Linked DNA regions of Homo sapiens: region 2 is linked to region 1. A link is a loop called in an ENCODE intact Hi-C map of the cell type or tissue named here. Cell type or tissue: breast epithelium. All regions are shown on one strand. Links, peaks and the distances in the headings refer to the core of each region. The heading gives the core; the rest is flanking DNA.

Region 1 (5,363 bases), core at 285-5,284:
CCACTGCGCCCAGCCCAGTCTCTCTAAGTACATGTGGGTCCCACCTCCGTCCTATCAGAGATAGAAACTATCATCCGTCAGCAAACAGCACAACGGGGAATCCATACACACCCCGGCCTTCCAGCAGGGCAGGTTCTGCCTTCATGAGCTACTGCTGTTTGCTGTCGATAGACCCCAGGTTACTGTGGAGTCAGAGAGCTTCAGACCATGCAACCCAACCCACCACCCAGAGGGCAGAGCAGGGTGTGTCCATTCCTATGGTGACCTGTACTTCACACCTGAGACTCTCAGAGGCCAGTCACTGTTAGCTAACTCGTTGCGGTCCTTCACTACAGAATCGTAAAGTAACGGAATCATCCTGCCGAGGAGCCTTCTCCAGGAAACTGACTTTCACTCAGATGCAGCTTTAGCTGAGGACCAAATGAGGACCCTTCCTCACATCAGGAGAAAACAGTGCGTATGCCTGCGCACACACGGACGTGCACACACACACACACACACACATCTATATCTTCATCCAACCAAACAGTACCGATCATCTCCCAAGTGCTCCGGTGCATACAAAGATGTATGCACTGTCCGTGAACTTTCACAGCAACACTGCAAGAGCAGAAAAGTGGAAACAACCCAAGTGCCCAACAGAAAACCAAAACGTGGTCCATCCACACACCAGCACCTCATCCACACACCAGCACCTCATCCATCCACACACCAGCACCTCATCCATCCACACAGCACCTCATCCATCCACACACCAGCATCTCATCCATCCACACACCAGCATCTCATCCATCCACACACCAGCACCTCATCCATCCACACACCAGCACCTCATCCACCCACACACCAGCACCTCATCCATCCACACACCAGCACCTCATCCACACACCAGCACCTCATCCATCCACACACCAGCACCTCATCCATCCACACACCAGCACCTCATCCACCCACACACCAGCACCTCATCCATCCACACACCAGCACCTCATCCACACACCAGCACCTCATCCATCCACACACCAGCACCTCATCCACCCACACACCAGCACCTCATCCACCCACACACCAGCACCTCATCCATCCACACACCAGCACCTCATCCATCCACACACCAGCACCTCATCCATCCACACACCAGCACCTCATCCATCCACACACCAGCATCTCATCCATCCACACACCAGCACCTCATCCATCCACACACCAGCACCTCATCCATCCACACACCAGCACCTCATCCATCCACACACCAGCACCTCATCCATCCACACACCAGCACCTCATCCATCCACACACCAGCATCTCATCCACACACCAGCACCTCATCCATCCACACACCAGCATCTCATCCACACACCAGCACCTCATCCATCCACACACCAGCATCTCATCCATCCACACACCAGCACCTCATCCATCCACACACCAGCACCTCATCCATCCACACAACAGCATCTCATCCATCCACACACCAGCATCTCATCCATCCACACACCAGCACGTCATCCATCCACACACCAGCACCTCATCCACACACCAGCATCTCATCCATCCACACACCAGCACCTCATCCACACAACAGCATCTCATCCATCCACACACCAGCACGTCATCCATCCACACACCAGCACCTCATCCACACACCAGCATCTCATCCATCCACACACCAGCACCTCATCCATCCACACACCAGCACGTCATCCATCCACACACCAGCACGTCATCCATCCACACACCAGCACGTCATCCATCCACACACCAGCACGTCATACATCCACACACCAGCACCTCATCTGGCCACGGGAGTGAAGTGCTGATACTCGCAACAGCAGGACACGTCCTGACAGCACCACGCGGAAAGAAGAGCCCGTCACAGAGGCCACGTGTTTTGATTCCGCTTTTATGAAATACCCAGAAGAGGCAGATCCACAGACACAGACAGCAGGGACCGGGGACGGTGGGGTGTCTGCTAAAAAGACGGTTTTTCTTTCTGGGGGATGAAAATGCACCAACTTTAGATCATGGTGTTGGCTGCGCAATTCTGTGAACATGCTAAAGACCAATGAATGACACATTTTAAAGGGTGATTTGAGGGTATATGAATCACATCTCAGAGAAAGCTGTTATGAAACACCTATCGGGCGGGGTCCTAAAGTGGAGTCACAGATCATCCCTCAGAGGGCACTGGCCCAGAAACCAATGGAGGGAGACGAATCTCCCCCAACCCCCTGCACCTTCTCCAGGGGACAGGAAGAGAAGGTGGCAAGTGCCTGGAGAAACGCTGGCTGTGATGTGTGGCAGGCAGACCTAACCAAACTCTGAATCTTCAAAGCCAGCAAGCTCAGCCGGCAGGGCAGGCCCACCGTGACTGAGGAGGGAAATGAGAGAGCTCCAGTGATCCCACCCGACATGTGTGCATCCCGAGGGGACCACCGGCTCCGCTCTGCTCCCTATCCCAGAGGCCCAGGGCTGAGCAGCACAACGGGAGATTGACAAGTTGTGGGGGTGGGGAGAGGGGAAACCCTACTTTGGGGGTTCCCAGGAGCAGCCGCCTCCCCTCCTGCTCCAGAGCCTAATGCTGGGAGGATCCAGGCCGGACTGGGCAACAGGGCCTCTCTCCCGCCCAGCCCAGCGGAGGGTGGCTCCCACCTTCCTGGGAGCTGCCTGCACCCCCAGCTGTGACCCATCTCCACCAGGACACACCTTCGTCAAAGGAAAATGCTCTGCAAACACCAGATGCTGGTGTTTTTAGTGTTTCACAGTTTCCAGTCACTCTTGCCAATAACCGCAGACAGACTTTCAGTCACCAGCATCTGTTTACATGCGAGGGAAAAGGGGAGTCTTACAACCCCCTCCTCTTCCCAGCCCTTCCCACGCCCTCCATAATTAACACCACTGCCCTGAGCACAGCTCCTGCTGTTGCATCTAACTCCCTTCAAACTCACATGAGCGCACACACATTTAAAACAAACACACAGAAACAAAAATAAGAAACAGTACGGAGATCTATGCTGCAAAGTCGCAATGGGGCAGCTTTGCAGGCAACTCCCACTCAAGCAAGAGACTGAAGAGATCTCAAAATAGCTGCTAGCGCTGGCCACACGCAGCCCTCCAACGAGGCACGGATGCTCCCGCACGTGAGTTTTGGTCTTGAGGTCAGCATTGCCATTACCCCCCTCATTTCCAAACCATTATGACGTCAAGTATATGTGTCTGTTGCTAGAATGGAGAAGATGAGGGACTGTTACAAAGTATCCACATGATGTCCTGTCTGTTGCTAGAATGGAGAAGACAATGAGAGACTGTTAAAAAGTATCCACTAGTCATCCAATGTGCTACAAAAACACCCGCCAGCCAACCAACCAACACATAGCAGAAGGCAGCCAGCCAGCGCTGGCCTGGACAGAGGCCCAGGCGCCCTGCTGCCTGCCAGTTGGAGGTCCATGGCCTGTTAGGAATCAGGTCGCACAGCAGGAGGTGAGGGGGCCAGCAGGCATCAAAGGCTGAGCCCCACCTCCTGTCAAAGCAGCAGCAGCATTAGACTCTCACAGGAGTGAGAACCCTGTTGTGGGCTGCACACACCATAGATCCAGGTTGCGGAATCTAGGTTGTGAGCTCCTTAGGACAATCTAATGCCTGATGATCTGAGGTGCAACAGTTTCATCCTGAAACCGTCATCCCTCCCCACCAGCGGTGGAAAAACTGTCTTCCGTGAAACCAGTCCCTGGTGCCGAAAAGGGTGGGGACCATTGCTATACATTAACACAACTCAAATCAGATTATCAGCATCCCAAAATATGCATCGCTGTTAAAAATGACCAGATAACAGGAGGGACTCTATTCTGCCTTCCTACAAGAAAACCCTTAAAAGCCAAGGAAGAGACTGACTACTCCAGATACTGAATCCAGACTCCCTGCGCCTCTACCAATATTTAATTCCCGCCAACTTCACATCCTCGGCTGAAAAACCAACTCCCCCACAGAAGTAAAAAATATTCACTAAAAAATGAATGCGCAGTGCAGGGCTGCGTCATGGTAGCAACGCCTATTCCGTTTCCTGATGAGCTCTTCCTGGACTTCTCAAAAGACATAAGCCCACCCCACAGGGATTCCCACGTGCTCTGCACGAGGCCTGACACAGCAATCTTCCCCAGAAAGGGCAAAAACCGTCTTTGTTGTGGCTGAATCTCCTGACCTTTCCTTTTAGATCAATTTAAAAAAAAAAATGACAGAGGAAAAACAGCCAGAGTAGTCCTCTCTCAGCAGCGGCCACATAGTGTGTGAACCCCCAAGCCCAATTACAGGCAGCAGCAGCACTGCACCAGGATGCCACACACCGCAGCCCAGCCCATGAAATCAACAGGCCGCCTGCACCCTTCAGTCCCCTGTACCATCCCCAGCTACACTAGCCCCTGACGATCCGGCCACATAGCACTCAGAGCCTGACCTGCCAAACCACCGTTAAGAGAATGCTTTCATTCTGCAATCATTAGTAACTTACAAAAGCAAAACCTACACTACTTTCATTATTAAGGATCTAAGAGGTATTTTACATGAATATTCTTACTTCTTTTAAGCAGCAACTAAAAAACTTCACATCAGTTGAACAATATTCAAAATAAGCATGCCTTCCACCAGTCACAGAGGCTGATGGATCAGATCACAACTGGACCCCGTCTATGGTCCACAGCTGTCAGGATAGGGATCGTGGAGAGGGTACAAGGAGAGGTTAGGGTAAAACACAGATTCCTCAACCACACATCAACCTGCTCTGAATGGGACTGATGTCCGGAGTGGGAGGGCAGGAAGGAGCAGTCTCCTGGGCTCCCTAGGGTCTACGTGGAGTACGAAGACTTGAGAACCACTACTCAAGATCCTCTTCTCTGCCAGCAGACAGCTCTGCTGGCCACTGTGCCAGGAAAACCCCCCACTGTTCTCTAAGTTCAGAATCAAAACACGGCCCCTCCAGACGAGTTGCCCTAACGCCTTCCTATCAGGGAAGGGAAGACTCATTCTGCAAGGCGCCGCAGCTGTAGTCCAGTGTCTGCCACAGGTATGAAGTGACGACGAGCACGGAGAACACTTGAGGAAAACTGTGAAACAGGAGCACCTGCACAGGCATCACGCCAAGAGTCAGCCCTCCACACGCCAGCACCGGCACCAACTGGAGGCTTTTGGGAGAACCATCAGACATGAGGTCAAAGACTTTATAAATGTGTATGCCTTGCATTCTGATGTTTCGTTAAGTCACAGGGCCTCACTTGTGGCCCAGGTTGCAGTACAGTGATGCAATCACAGCTCACTGCCACCTTGAACTCCTGAGCTCAAGTGATCCTCCCACCCCAGCCTCCCAAGTAGCT
Region 2 (5,363 bases), core at 120-5,119, 50 kb before region 1:
GCAGTGGGTGGACGACCTGGTGGGAAAGGCCGGGGCGCCATCGGGGGATGGGGGGGGCCTTGATCCCAGCCTGCTAGGTCCATAGCGTCTAAGGCACAGGAATGCCAGCCCCTTGGAAGTCCCATCCTGGCCAAGGAGGAGGTACGATGTGGGTGATCCGTGGGCATGATTGGGGGCCTCTGATGGGGCCAGGGCTGCCCTCCACACAGGACCCTCACGGGGAGAGAGGTGGTGGGGCTGGGCGTCAGGTGGGTACGTGGATGTCAGCACAGTTCTACACAGACCTTCTCTGGCCCATTCCCTGCTCTGCTCGGGGGACACCCAACCAGCCCAGCCCTGTTTCTGGGGAGTGACCACAGAGAAGCAGTCATTGAGACCTCAGAGTGGCCCACCCACACCCCCGTGTGACAGGAACTCAGACTTGGGAGGGCTGGCCACCCACCCAGAGCTACCCAGCTGTGCCCCAAGCCCCAGGCCAGGGCCATGGCCTCGCTCTGCTCAGCACTGCCTCTTAGACCAGCAAGGAGGAGGACACAGCAGCCCAGCCTGGTGGCGTCGCAGCGTGCCCCGAATCTGCTTGCTAACGTCTCTTTACAAACGGAGGGACTATCTGGTGCCACACCGAGGGTAGCCATGTCTCCCAGACCTTCTCCTGCCAAAAGGTCAGACTGGGGTACAGGCGTCTCCCAGACCTTCTCCTGCCAAAAGGTCAGACTGGGGTACAGGCCAGGAGAATGTCCGAGCGTGAGAGACTCTAAGATGGGCAGTGGCTCTTGGTGTCCGAGCTGGTCTCATGAGGTGGCCGCCCCGGGTAGAGCTCTGAGACCTCCGTCCTCAGAGGGAAGACTCCCCAAATTCCCACAGAGCTCTGCACCATTTTGGCTCGGGCAGGACGGGGATGCTGGGGGCGGGGGTCCCACTGTTCTGTGCTGAGCCTAGGACGCTACTTGAGATGAACGTGTAACTGTTCCCCGGAGGGTAAGAAGCGCCGCGTTCTTGGGTTTCTCCTAATGGAATAAAGTCGGGCATGGCTCCCGTGTCCCTGCGTTGGCAGGAAATGAGATCCCAGTCAATGTTCTTGGTTCTCACCTCCTGCTGGGGGCTCACGGAGCTCCGGAGAAGTCTCGGGGCTAGTCCTACAATGCTGCCCCTCCCTATCCAGGCCTCCGGGTGGGGGCTGATGGGGACTGAGCCACCGGCAGACGACAGGGACTCTGCTGGCTGCAGAGCTGGCCCCTGGGTCCTGTGGTGACCTCCCCTTCCGGGGAGCCCCGCCCTAGGACTTGAAGCCCCAGCAGCCTCGAAAGGTGGGGAGGGAAGTCGGCTCCTGGGCTCTCACGCTGGCCCCGGCACTGGCTGTTTCTCAGCAAGACTGTCCCAGCACCCTGAGACACAGTCCCAGGCGGGTAGGGGTGTTGGCGGCCTTGCTGTGACAGCTCGGCCTCCCCAGACAGGTGGTCAGCTAGGGTGAGGGGCTTCCTCTTACCCTCAGGACAGGCGAGTCAGGGTTGGTGGGACCTGAGTCCACACCCCAGCGTCCTCACGCACTTTCCGAGCCTTGGGTCTCCCTTGTAGCCTGGGAGCTGCTGTCCGCCCTTCCTGTGGTGCCTGGGCCTAGCCAGTCTCCCTCCAAGTGTCTGTGGGGTGGGGACCACGGGGGTCCCACAGAGGGCTTTGGGAGCCACGGTCCCCACTCCCCTCCCTTGCCTGCAGCCTTTCGGTGAGTGGGAAGCGCCTCTGCTGCCCTGAGGTTCCCTCTGGCGCCCTGGCCCGGGGACCGCGGCCTCGCTGTGGAATGTGCTGGGTAACGCCGTCTGGCGTCGTCTTGTGTCCCCATACAGGGCTGGAGTACCAGAGGCCGAAGCGTCAGACCTCCTGTGACGACATCGAGGTGCTGTCCACCGGGACACCCCTGCAGCAGGAGAGCCCCGAGCTGTACCGCAAGGGCACCACTCCCTCCGACCTGACCCCCGACGACAGCCCCCTGCAGAGCTTCCCCACCAGCCCCGCGGCCACCCCGCCGCCCGCGCCCGCCGCCAGGAACAAGGTCGCCCACTTCTCGAGGCAGGTGTCGGTGGACGAGGAGCGGGGCGGGGACATCCAGATGCTCCTGGAGGGCCGGGCCGGGGACTGCGCCCGCAGCAGCTGGGGCGAGGAGCAGGCCGGGGGCTCCAGGGGTGTCCGCAGCGGTGCCCTGCGCGGCGGCCTGCTCGTGGATGACTTCCGCACCCGAGGTTCGGGCCGCAAGCAGCCCGGGAACCCCAAGCCGCGGGAGCGGCGGACGGAGTCACCCCCCGTGTTCACGTGGACTTCCCACCACCGGGCCAGCAACCACAGCCCCGGAGGCTCCAGGCTGCTGGAGCTGCAGGAGGAGAAGCTGAGCAACTACCGGATGGAGATGAAACCCTTGCTGAGGATGGAGACGCATCCCCAGAAAAGACGCTACAGCAAGGGCGGCGCCTGCCGGGGCTTGGGGGACGACCACCGCCCCGAGGACCGGGGCTTCGGGGTGCAGAGACTGCGGTCCAAGGCCCAGAACAAGGAGAACTTCAGGCCGGCCTCCTCCGCGGAGCCCGCCGTGCAGAAACTGGCGAGCCTGCGGCTGGGCGGGGCCGAGCCCCGGTTGCTGCGTTGGGACTTGACCTTCTCCCCGCCCCAGAAATCCTTGCCTGTCGCTCTAGAGTCCGACGAGGAGAATGGGGATGAGCTCAAGTCCAGTACGGTGAGTGGGCGGCCACCAGGCTGGTCCCAGTGGAGGCAACATCCACCTCTCTGCTGACCTGGTGTTTCCTGAGGGTTTCCAGCAAGGTCACTGCTCCCCTGTTCCTCTCCAGGGGTGGAGTAGGGTGGGGGTACAGCCGGGAGTGGTGGCCCTCAGGTCGCTGGGACCCTCCCCTAGGAAGCCAGGTGGGGCAGGTGTCATACCTCTTTCCGTGAGAGGCTGCCCCCAGGTTGTCCAGAAAGCACACGAAACTCCTGGTTTCCAGGCAGCATGGGATCCCTGCGCTCCCCGCAACGTGCTCAACCCCAGCTGCTCCAAGAGTCTGTGCCCCTGGTCAGTAGCCTTGGGCCGTGAGATGACCGCTTGAGTGTCCTGTGTCCTGGATAGGAACCCAGAGGCGAAACAGCTGGGGGCAAGGCTGGCCCTGGGGCTGGGAGTCAGGTCTGGGGTTGGGGGGAGCTGCCAGTCCAGGTTTCTCTCACCCATGGGGGGTGTTGGGGTTGGAGCCGGCTCCCACGTGAGGCCCGCTGTGTGCAACTCACCGTCAGCCTCACCCAGCACCCCCCCCCCAAATTCGTTCCTCCAGGGCAGGCAGCTTGGAGGGAAGAACAGCGTCCCCCTGGGCTAGACTCGGCGCGAGGCTGGGGGTCCCAGGCTAGACTCGGTGTGCGAGGCTGGGGGTCCTGGTGCCTCACACAGGGCTGGCCTCCCCTTGAAGGGACCTTCACTCTGCAAATCCCACCCTGCTCCCTTGACCAGTGCTGCAGGAATGAAGGGCTTTGGGAATGAAGGGCTGTGGGACGGTGGCTACATAGGATCTGCGCACGGCCAGGCCCTCACCCCAGCAGGGCTCTGCTCGCTCGTGGCTGCCAGGCAGTGCGTGGTGCTGAACAGAAGTGCTGCAAGCCAGTCTGCCCCTCGGGTGTGAGGACGCAGGGGGGTGTCCGCAGGGGGCGCTCAGGGCGTGTGGGCCGGGCAGGGGGGACCATTGGTAGGTTTATTGTCGACGCTGCGGCAGGGGTCGGTGTCTGTCCCTGCCCCTGACCTAGGGGAGCTGTGGTTTTCTCCTCCTGCCAGCCCCACCCCCAGAGGGGTCACCGCGTGACACCCCTTTGAAGGGGCACGTCCTGCCGGGCGGCAATGCCTGTTTCTGCCTCTCCTTGGAACCACTGCGGACGTCTGTCTGTCCTGTTGGGTTCCTAAGATGCCTCCCCGTTCCCCAAAGCCCACAGAGAACAGCCCCTATGCTCCTGCTGGGACCAAAATACCAGCTCACACTTACAACTTGATTTTCCCCATCGCAGCCGGAGATGTGTGCGTGGCTGTGCGCGCGCGGTTATTTTAGGAACAGCCAAGCAGTGGGCAGGGTGGGAGGTGTAGGGACGGGTTCTATTTTTAGCCTGCTTAATGCACTGACACTTTTGGGTGCTTTTAAATGAACCTCCCTGGGGGTCAATGCACAAGCTGGGGACAAGTGCCAAGCTGGCCTCTGGGATGAGTTAGCGACACGCAGGGTGCTACATGCTGCCCTGGTCCTGCCCGGTCTCCAGCTGGGGCTAATCTGGAGGTCCCGTCAGCTGCAGCATCATGTCCCACCCACCCTGGAGGATGCCAGCTGAGCTCCTTGGAAGTGGCCACCCTGGGGTACCTGGTGCTGGTGCAAACAAGGTTTCCCTCCCTGTCTCCCTCCCCGTCTCCCTCCCCACAGCTTTGGAGCTGTGTTTTCTGCCAGGTCTGTGAGGGGAGATGGTGTGTAGAGGCGCGGTCAATCCTAAGCACTGTTCCAGGCCCTGTTGGTGGGAAGCAGGAGGGGCCCGTGCCAGCCGGCATCCATGTCAGGGGACAGGTGTCAGGGCAGTCGGGTGCCAGGCTGGGCTGAGTGCCTTCAGTGCCACCCCCTCACAGGGGTACAGCTCTCTGCAGTGTCTCCCCTGGGCCACCAGCAGGGTCTGGGGTGCTGTCTTCTGGCCATCCCCCTCCACCATTCCCAACATGCTGCAGAGCTCACACGCCAGAGGCCCTGGGTCCCACTGGCCACAGATGGGCCTGGGATTCTAGCCCACATAGGGTCCCACTGGCCACAGATGGGCCTGGGATTCTGGCCCGTGTAGGGCCCTGGCAATTCAGGGTAAAGTCCCTTAGGATGGAAGCACAGGTTCTCCCTACCGCTCTACTGGTGAAGGAACTCTGGCCCTGGCTGTTTCCCTCTTGGTGAAATGATGGATATGACCTGATGGTGGGGTCCAGGGTTGGAGGATGGCTGGGGAGACAGAAGCTTCCCTCCTGCGGGCAGCCACGCCCTCGCCCACAGCGTCCGTACCTGCTTCCCGGCCCAGAGCACGGGCTGGACTGTGGCAGAAGAGGTGCCACTGACCACCCCACTCTGTCCTGCTACCCCACTACAGGCTGACTAGCATCCGGCCCTTCCTCCTCGCTGGGGTGGGGGAACTTTGCACCAGGGGTGGCATCAGTGGGCAGGGCTGGGCCCTTGGCTGTTCTCTGCCCCCTGCAGGCTGGCCCGGCCCAACCAAGTTGTCATGGGGCCCAAGACTCACAATACACCTGCCTGAGGCCACGATGCCACGGAAAGCTGGGCTCAGGGCAGCTTGCTTTCTCTCTGGCTGAGTGGAGGCCCTTGCTG

What was found. A loop is a pair of places that touch in the nucleus more often than their neighbours do. Peaks named below come from ENCODE experiments on the same cell type or tissue, not always from the same donor. Only the 100,000 strongest peaks of a DNase experiment are listed, where the experiment ranks them.
Region 2: a loop joins it to region 1, with 11 times the contacts of the local background. A loop is called at or near these places in 4 of 110 quality-filtered maps.

Annotation. Positions count from the first base shown.
Region 1 is chr16:87,737,876-87,743,238 of GRCh38, forward strand. The region is part of intron 5 of KLHDC4 (kelch domain containing 4); the gene reads right to left. LOC124903751 (a long non-coding RNA gene) reads right to left here and starts at 5,107. Exons shown (of 2, transcript XR_007065173.1): 1 at 2,707-5,107; 2 at 1,888-1,993. In breast epithelium, for the core only: no CTCF peak of the experiment used is centred there; no DNase peak of the experiment used is centred there.
Region 2 is chr16:87,687,805-87,693,167 of GRCh38, forward strand. It overlaps JPH3 (junctophilin 3), which reads left to right. Exons shown (of 5, transcript NM_020655.4): 4 at 1,842-2,722. Among named protein-coding and RNA genes, the nearest start is that of KLHDC4, 76 kb to the right of the region's middle. In breast epithelium, for the core only: no CTCF peak of the experiment used is centred there; no DNase peak of the experiment used is centred there; H3K27me3 peaks cover 4,081 bases.